Regions from separate parts of the Homo sapiens genome. Here region 2 is linked to region 1. Evidence: chromatin contacts called from ENCODE Hi-C data. All regions are on one chromosome and are shown on one strand. The core of a region is the stretch at or near the end of the contact, and the rest is flanking DNA. Distances in the headings are between cores, read along the strand shown. Region 1 overlaps DANT2 (DXZ4 associated non-coding transcript 2, distal). Region 2 has its middle 40 kb from the start of DANT2.

Region 1 (5,148 bases), core at 1,791-4,290:
GAGTTACTTTTAAGAAGTGGTCCTGGCCTCACTTAAGAAGAGAAAGTCTGTTGGAGACCCAGGGAAGACAGACAGGTCTTTTGGGCCTTCACCTTATTGGTGTTGAGTACAGCTCTGCCTTCTTGTCCTGCCCATTATCTCCCAATCCCTCTTGGGCCCAACTCACTGCACAATGGCCCTCCTGACTGGTGAGGACATGGAGTGCACTCTGCCTTAACTGTTAGAGGGTGATTGGGCTAAAAGGGGTGGGAGGCCACACTCACGCAGCCTGGTGCCAATCGCTCAATGTCCCTTATGTCTGTCTCTTGACATACTGAGGAGAAATGTGGGGGAATGTGTCTTGAAGAGGTGTTATTCCACACAAGCCATCAGAAGTACACCTACCACAAGCCTGCTTGTAAGAATTGTCCTGCCATTGATCCTGGCATGGACATCACATATGAGGAGGATGGGTATCTCTAGTTTGGCTCCTGTCTCCCCTCCTCACTGACCCAAGCGTGCAACCTTCCTTGTCTGGAGACCATTCCTCATCTGGAGGGTACGGCCATGTGAAAGGAGCGGGGTCCTCAGGCCACATTGTCTTGTGATGGCAGTTTTTCCTCACTGTTCACCCCAGTTCTGGTGCCGCTGCGCCACCATTTTGTGGGTATTGCATCCTGAGACCTCTGGGTCAAGCTGACCTTTTAGTGGCTTATGTCAATGTCCAAGTCAAAATGTTACTTGGTAAGCAGAGTTTAAGTCTGGCTCCAACTCTCTGCCCAGACTCAAGATATTTTCCTGTGGTCTCAGCCAGCTCCAGTGCTAAAGATTCAGCCATGGCTTTTAGGTATGATCATAAGGTAATGATTAGAGCCATTTCTCCTTGTCAAGAGGAAAGTTTGAGACCACCCTACTGGGATGAAGCCCTGCAAGATGGAGGACCAGCAATGAGAACTGGGAGCCCCAAGGATTCAGCCAGGATAAACACTGGCTGGCTTTTTCTTCAGTAGCAAATGGCAGAGGGATGGAATATTGGGGAGGAAAGAGGGGAAGGAATGCTGGCATTTCTGGCATAATAGTGCCATCTAGAAGAACTTGTTTGACAATCCCATGAACCCTTGCTCATGATTGTCTGAGGAGTGGCTTGGGAGTGAAGTGGGGTTTCAGGAGGGAACAGAGCTATCTGGATGCATGGGAGAAGTGTGGCCAATGGCCATTTGGGGCTGTCAAGCTTCAGAGACAAGCACCAGGTCAAGACCCCCAGAGCACCTGGTGGGACCTGTACTGGAAGCCCTGGCTCATGATTCTGTTGGTAGCCATGTCTGGATAGGGCTAGCATAAATCTCTGCAAAGGATCCCCACCCTGAGGTTACAGCCATTTTACCACCTGCCCCTTTACTGGCTGCAGTGCCTGCTCCTGAGAGTGCCATACTTCTGGCAGAAGCCTGTTTTTAGTGCTGTGTGTCCCACACCAAAGAGAGCTAGTGCCTAGATCCCTGCCTTTGCAGAGTTCTTCTTGGCCACCTTCCTTCAAAGTCCCAGGAGCCTCAGGGCAATGAGCAGGAATTGGCCTTGCTTCCCATTCACCCCTGGCTCTCCCAAGTCTGAACCTGTGTTTATCCAGGTAGCTGGGAATCAAGAAGGGCCAGGAGTCCATGCCAGAATCTAACCACTGTAGGGTTCTGTCATCATCCTTCCTTTCTCCATGCCCATTTCTCTCTGTGCATCCAGCCCTAGCCTCCTCCCCATTTCCCTCAGATCTACTTCTCATCAAGCAGTCCTGCCGAGCCAAGAACGAGGTACATACTCCTGGGTACATGGCCTATTTTATACACTCCATCTTCCTAATGGCCTACTCCTGGAAAACATCGTGGTTAAGTTGTGCTTTTGCCAGCTCTTAACTGACTGAGGCTATGCTCCCTGGTCAGTGCTTGCCCACAGGCCTGGTAGGAAGACTCAAGGCCCAGATCTCCACCTTTTTTTTTTCTTTCACCTCCCAAATGGGTGCCAAAAACTGCTCTAGTCCTTTCTCAGTTTCATACTTGTGAGTTTCCTAAAGTGTTGCCCAGTGGTCTTATGTGGGCAGAGCCTTTTAGGGTCAATCAACCTTCTTTTTTCCAAGCCTCAGGGCAAGACCTGGACCTACAGGATCTGATTGATCCTAAGCTCAAGGCTGTGAGTGTGATGCTCTGAGAGTGTTCCTTAGGTTTGAGCCAATGCTGTAAGACAAGCAGATACACAGAACATAGATCTTCATGTTTGAACCCAGGTTTCTTCCACGAGGAGAGGAACCAGATCATACTAAGGAACTAGAGCCTAACAAACAGTGCACTTCCGGATTGTTCTTGAGCTGAAGTACAGCACAATACAGACCTAGGTCCTCTGACACCAGAGCTCAATGTTGGTATCAACTTGATCCCCAATGAGTGTCAGCACTCTCTGCCCCATGGGACAAAATGTGTGCAATGGCACGCTGTGAGACCTTTGACCCAGACTTTCTTTGACAGGAGCAAAAATTAACCAGACAAAGTTTGAAGTGCAATGTACTTCAACTACTCTTTCTTGTATCATTGTAGTACCCCCCAAATCAGGAAATTTTCTATCCTTTTTATGAGCTACACCTAGCAATGTGGCTACTGCCACCTCCCCTTTATTTGGCTGGCCCTGGGACCTCCAGGGCAGTGCCTCCTTTCTTCGCTTGAAGTTACATCTTCACCAAGAGCAAAGATCCACAGTCAAAATGCCCTGTGGTAGCTCCAGGTTCCCAAACATGGCTGCCACTAAGGCCTGGCCTCTGCCGCCTCCCGAGCCTGGCAGGCCTGGCAGCCCAGGGTTTCTTGGTGGGCAAGCTCGGCTCCCTCGCTTTTGCACTGAATCTGGAGGCACCCAGTCAGGTGCCCACATCCAGTCCCAGAATTCCCTGAGTGCCCCAAACCTACCCTTTGTTCTATTAGAAACCTTCCCCTCTGGATACACTGCGAAGGGCTGGAAGCCATGCTCAAAAAGCTTCCTCTTGATGGCACTGTTGTTCCAGAAATGCCAACCGCCCCGTCCTACCAGGCCTCTCCCTCCACCCTTTGTGGATGAAAAAACACCAGGGAAGGCCCACAACCAGTATAAGCCTTAGAAGCAGAGTTTATTCTGCTATAGTGCTACAAGGCAGGGCTGAGTGTACCTTTCTCTGGGGCTCTTGGTTTTAATATAAATGTCTGTGTGTAAGTGTTCATCAAAAAGAACAGATGTATCCATGTATCTGTTGCTGTTAATACATCATCCCTTTATGAGCGTTAAGTCTAAATATCATGTAAATGTGTCAGTGGCTTCTGGGCACACTTGTGGGTTTATATAGGATATCTTAGGTAGAATTCTTGCTCTTATGGGGACATTGACTCATAGCTTGAGGTGGGCTGAGTACCTGGATTTCCCTTCTTATCTTGGAGTTGTTGCTTCTCTTCTGTCCTCATGGAGCCAGGGCAATCTTACCCAAGGCAGTCCAGCAGCCTCTTGTAGCTTAAGATGTCAGCAGCAGGCCCTAGAGGGAATGGCAGGCTATTGCGGGGCCTGCAGGAATTGACAGGTGCTATATCAGGTGAGAAGACTTTTTCAAAGTGAAAATAAAAATCTAGAGATGAATATCTAAATTTAACATTTTATTACAGGAGGAAAAATTGCAGTTTGGTGCATACATACAGATTCGGTGGCCTTTAGTATTTCTGAAGAAGAAAGAGGAGGTTGCAGGTTTTATAAAAGGAGAAATGTCACATACAGTTTTTCTAGAAAGTTCATTGGTACTAGTAACGTATTGTGGAGCTAGCAGTCTCTGATGGGTGAGTGATAGTCTTGGGTAAAAGTGGTCTTAGAGTTTTGAGCAGGTTGTTTCAGTAGCTGTTAGATAAAAGTGTTTTCAGGATATAACAGGCAGTTTTATCATCCAGGCTGGTAGAGAATTACATTCTTAGAGCAATGTAATAATGCCCTGAGTGCTTCTTCCCCCTGAACTCTTGACTGTTTTAGTTTTATATTGTAAGAATGACCCAATGTGTGTGATCAACTTTCACACGCCCCTCTTTGATCAAGATCCTTCTATGAATGCATGACTGATCAACCATTGTGAAGTTAGGCTTAATTGTCTCTCGGTGCTGGGATGGAGCTGTCCTGTTGTCTTCCTCATTGAGGGTAAGTCATAGGGGTGTATATCAGTGACCTGGGTCATATTGGAGTAACAAGGAGGCCAGAAGGAAAAATTTTCTCATGGTAGGTTCATCTGGAGTCCAGCATCAAGTTTCATCTTACAGTTCCATAGTCATCAGCAGTCACCTTGAAACAATGGGCTAATTTTATCCCCTTCAGAGAGCTGGCTTTACAAAGATTAGACAGGTAATAAGAGCAACACTTAAAAATCATAATACAAAAATAAAAAACAATATAATAAAATTAGTTTGCACAATGGTTTTGCTCTAAGAGCACAAACTTAAGGGCAACAACTAAACAAATCAAAAGACCATAGAGGAAACTAGGTGAGACCTGTTATAGCCACTGAGTAGCATTTTCTGACTTGGTAAAATTAAAACAGAGAATGCCAATTTTACAAAAGGAACCACCATTATAATTTGAACAAAATTTTTAAAGTTGCCCACTAGGTGAACTAAAAGGATTTCTTTGGTCAGGTTTTGTCAAGTTATCTATAGCAGTTACTGGTTGCTAAAAAAAAGTAATTATGTCAACTTCCTGCCAAGTGAAAAAAAAATATCATTAAGGGAAGTAAGACTTTCATTATGATATGTCATTCTGATGTCTTAGGAAAGGTCGTTTATGGCATGAAAAATGTCAACTTCTTGTCCTGGTTTACAGTTTGAATGTCTCTGGCTTTGGTGTCAGGGAGTTTGGTGACCTTTCTGTGTGGTTCATATATCAGGCACAAGATTTGTTCCTTAAAATTTATCTAGTTTTAGCTTACAGGCCTTAGAAACGAAGTAGTTCCTGCCTTAGGAGTTTTATGGAAAAAAGTTGGATTGGAGGAACCTAGAATAATTTAGGACCACGTGTAGTGTATAAGTAGATAATAAGAGCTTGAAAACAATGTGCAGAGTTAAAATCTAATAACAGGTGTAGTATAGCTCTTTTTTAGAAACAACCTTTTCTTTCTACATTGATCATATAGGAAATCTC
Region 2 (5,148 bases), core at 790-3,289, 69 kb before region 1:
AATTGGGACTTGATTCAGCCTGCCAAGGAGTGGCCTGAGGAAGGGGAGAGAGGTCAGGGGGGTCCGCAAAAAAAGGAGAATTCAAAAGACTCAGTGGCACTTGGGGTTGGGACTGAAGGGACAGGCAGGAGGGAAAGAAGGAAGATTTGGGATGAGTTGCATTGGGAACAGAAATTAGGGAGGGGACAAAGTGTAAAACATGCCTGGACATAGGGCACCTCAGACCATTTGCCCATTTTATGAAAAAAATTATCTAGATATTGTAGGATGGAAAAATCAACAGTGCCATTTTCTGGCCATTTACAGCCATTATCAAGTTTGTATTGGAGCCAAGCGGTGTTGCAGAAGAAAATAAGATGCTAGGTTTTAGGTCAGGTGAGGGTTGAAGAGGTTTTAAGTTTTTAAGAACACAGGTTAAGGGGGAAGAAGGAGGAATGGAGGGCAGAAGGTTGCCCATAGTAAAAAAAAGGGAAATTTAGAGAAAAGAGGAGTAAAAAGGGGGGGGTAGTACTTGCCACCAAGGTGGAGGATCAAGGCAGGTGTCCCCATGGTGATCGAACACCTCTGGAATGCGGGTGAATAATCAGGCAGGTGTCCCCGCGGTGATTAGACACCAAGGGAAGACTGTCTTCCTGAGTCCATGACCAGTGCCACCAGCATTTTGGATCCATGGAAAAAACACGTTTCTGCTATCTCTACCAGAAAGGAAAAGGAAATGAAAGGAATGGAGGGATTGAAGGGTGGTGCTGAAATTGAAAGAAGAAAGAGGTTGAGAGATAGTGAGAGAGGTTGGAGAACAGAATAAAAAAAGACTGCTTACCCAATTTAAAATTGGTGAGGTGTTTCTTGGGCTGGTCTGAGAACCTGACGTCATAGGTGGATTTTCTCACAGAGCAAAGAGCAGGAAGACAGGGGATTGATCTCCCGAGGGAGGTCCCCTGATCCAAGTCACGGCACCAAATGTAGCAGGAGGACAGGGGATTGATCTCCCAAGGGAGGTCCCCCGATCTGAGTCATGGCACCAAATGTCAAGCACATCTATGTGAAGAGACCAACAGACAGGCTTTGTGTGGGCAATAACACTGTTTATTCACTTGGGTGCAAGTGGGCTGAGTCCGAAAAGAGAGTCAGTGAAGGGAGATGGGGAAGGGGTTGCTTTACAGGAGTTGGGTAGGTAATGGAAAATTACAGTAAAAGGTGGTTATCTATTGTTAGCAGAGGAGGGGGTCACAAGGTACATGGTGGGGAGATCATAAGACTCATTGTCCAAAAGAAGAATGTTGCAAAGTTGATTGATCAGCTAAGGTAGGGCAGGGACAAGTCACAATGGTAAAATGTAATTTTGGTTAATCAGTTAAGGCAGGAACTGACTGATTTACTTCTTTGTGGTTTTTTGGCTGCTCCAGACTTCTTGGCCCCTGCAGGCCACCTGGATGTGTATGTGCAGGTCACAGAAGTTATAATGGCTGAGCTTCAGCTCAGAGGGCTGACACCTGTACTTCAGTTAAAGAGTTTAGTTTCAGAGTTTTGACCACATAATGTCTAATAAGGAAAACTGTGAAGAAGCACAGTTAAACAGAAGTCATGGATTTTTCAGCTTCTATTGTTTCAGGTGCCACAGAAAATCAGCAGATCCATGACACACCACAGGCAGTAAGGCAGTTTGTGTTAGGCAGGCAGCTGGAGACAGACAACAGGACCCAGAGCCAGAGACAGGAATAGGTAGACAGCAGCTCACCAGAAGAGCCAGAGGCATTTTAGAAGCAAGTGTGAGCATGATGGGGAGAAACAGGGCATCATGACAAAATAGGCAAATTGGAAGCCTTGCAGGGTCAACCAAATGGTCTGTTTTTCAGAAACCTAAAAGAGGAAAGGGTGGGTAGACGCTGGAGAGTGAGGGGATAGTGGTAGAGACTGAAAACCAAAAGCAGAACAGGAACAAATTAAAAACGGAGAATGCAGTTGCATTGCGTCAGAATCAAGTGGACTTTGGCAGCTAAGGCAGCTCGCTGCTCCAGCTTCAGCTGTTCTTCCCCTCCTGCCACGTGAATCGGGCCTGGGGGCTTACAGCATTGGCCATGGAAACAGCTGGCTAAGTGCAGAGTTTTGAGAGGTCGGGGCGGGGCTGAAAACAGTTCCTGCAAAGAGAGTATGTTTTGCTTCTAAAGGAAATGAGAAATGTGTTAAAGGAGGTATTTGAATATGAATGAGTTATTTGAGTATTTAAATACCCAAAAGAAAAGTCTCTCAATAGCAAAAATGCCTAAGCATAAAAAGATTTAACAGAAATCAAGTACACACTTCAGCAAATGAGTTAATAAACCATATAGCTAAACATGCATGATATTTTCAATTTTTGCCTCAGTCTAGAAGCCTCCCAATCATCTCCCACTCTTTTTAAAAGGCAGAGAGCTGTTTAACAACCCTTCAGTGTTCCAGGCAGCAAACAGGCTCTCAACTATTAATGGCAAAGCTGCCAGAAGCCAGACATACCTGGGAACAGATGAAAGGTTTTGTTTGTTCACCTTCAACATTAAACTAGTTCCCACTCAGGACCTCTGAGCACATTACTGGAAATTTTTAAGACACAGTTACTGGTGTGAAGAGGTTTCTGAAAACATACAAAGCACACATTCAACAAGAAAGCCCACCTGAAAATCCTGCGAGGGCAAAACTGAATTGAAACATTACAGCATGCCTGTTCTTTTTCAAAGACCAACGAAAGTTCAAAGATTCAGAAACTTTCTTGAAAATTATAGAAACATTATGGCAAATAAGGTTTCACCTTGTGTGCCAAATACAACTGATTTTTACTTGCCTCTGGAAGCTCTGCATATCTGATCAAATTAGTGATGTCTGCCATAGCCTAGAGAAGAAAGAGTGAAGATACCATTGTATAAGTCTTTCCTGCTTTGTGTCTCAGGCCATTTGGGCATACTACTTTTTATCCTAGAGGTTGCAAACTGGCACCTCATGAACTGCATTCACACTTAAGAGATGCTTTGTTTGGTCATCACAGTATTTTTTAAAATTAATTACCAATATTTCACAATGAAAAATTTCACATTTTTAAAAGGCATTTGCCATTTATCTTCAAAATGTAGATTTCTAGCAATTTTAGGCTCATCTTTCCAAATAGTAACTGTCTTCTGAAGCTTAGTGGTGGTTGCCTCCTTTAGGTGGGGTATCTTCTCTTAAATTTGGCTTCTTTCCCTCACCTGTAGGCCTCTGTAGGATTTGCATTTGTGAACCCCTGCTCTATTCCTCCTTGTTACTGTTACCCAAACAGTACATTGTTACTGTTACTTCCTGCTCCTCTACATTAATAAGGACATTAATAAGGAGGTTCACTGTTTTTCTACATCAATTCTGTCATTAACCAGAATGACTTTAACTCCTTGGCCTCACAGTTGCTGGATATGCTCAGCTTCAATAATGTCTCACCACCATTTTGGCAACCCACTCTTCAGCAACAAAAATGTTCTGTCTTCAAAATTGTAAATTCCACTATCCTAGTTTTATGTTTTTGTTTTGTTTTTTCATATTAATACAGCTGTCTCTACCTTTATTGACAATAAATCTACTATTACTTCTCAACACAGTGTTTAGTCTCTTTTCCTTTTCCATACTTTCTGAATTTATCAGTGCTTTTCGGGGTCTACTTTGTTCTTATGGCTCATTATGTGCTTTCTCCCTTGAAATGATTTTTATTTATTTTGTTCCTTTGTCCTTCCTTCACACCTGCTCACCAAACCTCATCCCTGGATCAATCCAATCATTCAGCTTCTCCAGGGTGATGGACACTGCTGGTGAAGATTACACTACAAATTCATCAACTCTAGTTTCACTGAGCCTGACGTCCATAAATATCACCCTCTCCTATTCCTCCAGTGGTTACTTCAAAGAATTATCACTTTCTTCAAACAATATAATGCACCTTTTCTTGCCTCACTTTCAGAGGCAACGTTCCTTTCTAATCTATGAAAAACATCAAGGCCATCAGATGAGAGAAGTTCCTCAGCTTGCTCCTTCACCACTAACAAACTTACTTAAATTTCCATGCGTTCTTGCTTAATCTTTTGGTGGGACAAATGTCCCTCCTCCATACAAGACTAAGTCTTCCCACCTAAGCACACTTGATATTGCCCAGCCCATCCTCCTAACCCTGAGCCTTGAATTTGTTTCATTACCCGTATCCCATCTCTTATATCTCCAATATTTTTCTGTGCTTACTTACTCTGTCCTCTCAAAATATGAACATGCTCAAGTCTCTTCCATAGAAAATCAATCTTCCCTCAACCTCAGGTACTGGCTACAATCTTATTTACTGCCACTCTCACTGACAAATTTCTTGAAGAGCAGTCTACACTCCCCCTGTCCACTTCCCTGCATTCCAGTGACTCCTCTATCTATTGATTAGTAACTTATATCATTACCTCTTTATTGAAACTTTTTATAAGGTTATGACCTCCACATTTCTAAATTTAGCAAGCATTGTTTACCCTTATCTTATTTGATAGCTGTAACATTTGCCCAATGTTAAATGTTTCCTACGCCTCCAAACTCTCTTCCCTAGCCACCCTGATTTATATCCTATCCTTATGGCTGTGTCTTTTTTTGACACAAGGGTCTCAGCATGTTTCTCAGGCTGGTCTTGAATGCCTGGACTCAAGCAATCCTCCCACCTCAGCCTCCTATGCAGCTGGGATTACAAGCACATGCCACAACACCTGGCTATGGCTGTGTCTTTTAAGCCACTTTTGAAAACATTGCTTTTAAGCTGCTTTTCAAAACATTGCTTTTGCCTACCAACTAAATGTTATTATTACCCAGGACTCCAAACTCAGCTCTATGCTCTTCTCATATTATACACTCTTCCTTGTGATCCCATGCACTTACATAAAACTTCAACTACAGACAGTCCTCGACTTACAATGGTTCAACTTAGGATTTTTCAACTTTACAATGGTGCCAAAGTGATACACATGCAGTTGAAACCATACTTTGAGTACCCATACAACCATTCTGTTTTTCACTTCCAGTACAATATTCAATACATTACATGAGATACTCAACACTTCATTAGAAAATAGGCTTTATGTTAGATGATTTTGCCCAACTGTAGGCTAATCTAAGTGTTCTGAGCAC

The links. Hi-C counts contacts between places; a loop is a spot of excess contacts on that map. Pooled maps may share reads with other maps.
Region 2: a loop to region 1 is called in a map with no recorded cell type, with 13 times the contacts of the local background. The contact joins two enhancer-like sites. A Hi-C loop is called at or near these places in 12 of 37 single-sample maps with no recorded cell type and 4 of 50 pooled maps.

The regions. Positions count from the first base shown.
Region 1 is chrX:115,938,888-115,944,035 of GRCh38, reverse strand. All of the region lies in intron 1 of DANT2 (DXZ4 associated non-coding transcript 2, distal), which reads left to right. Among named protein-coding and RNA genes, the nearest start is that of DANT2, 28 kb to the left of the region's middle. RefSeq lists an enhancer at 2,803-3,316. Within about 2 kb of position 3,040, at least 2 of the 41 ENCODE cell types and tissues checked have a DNase peak (open chromatin) inside an H3K27ac peak, as active enhancers do.
Region 2 is chrX:116,006,867-116,012,014 of GRCh38, reverse strand. No RefSeq gene overlaps it. Among named protein-coding and RNA genes, the nearest start is that of DANT2, 40 kb to the right of the region's middle. RefSeq lists an enhancer at 1,691-1,780. Within about 2 kb of position 2,039, at least 6 of the 41 ENCODE cell types and tissues checked have a DNase peak (open chromatin) inside an H3K27ac peak, as active enhancers do.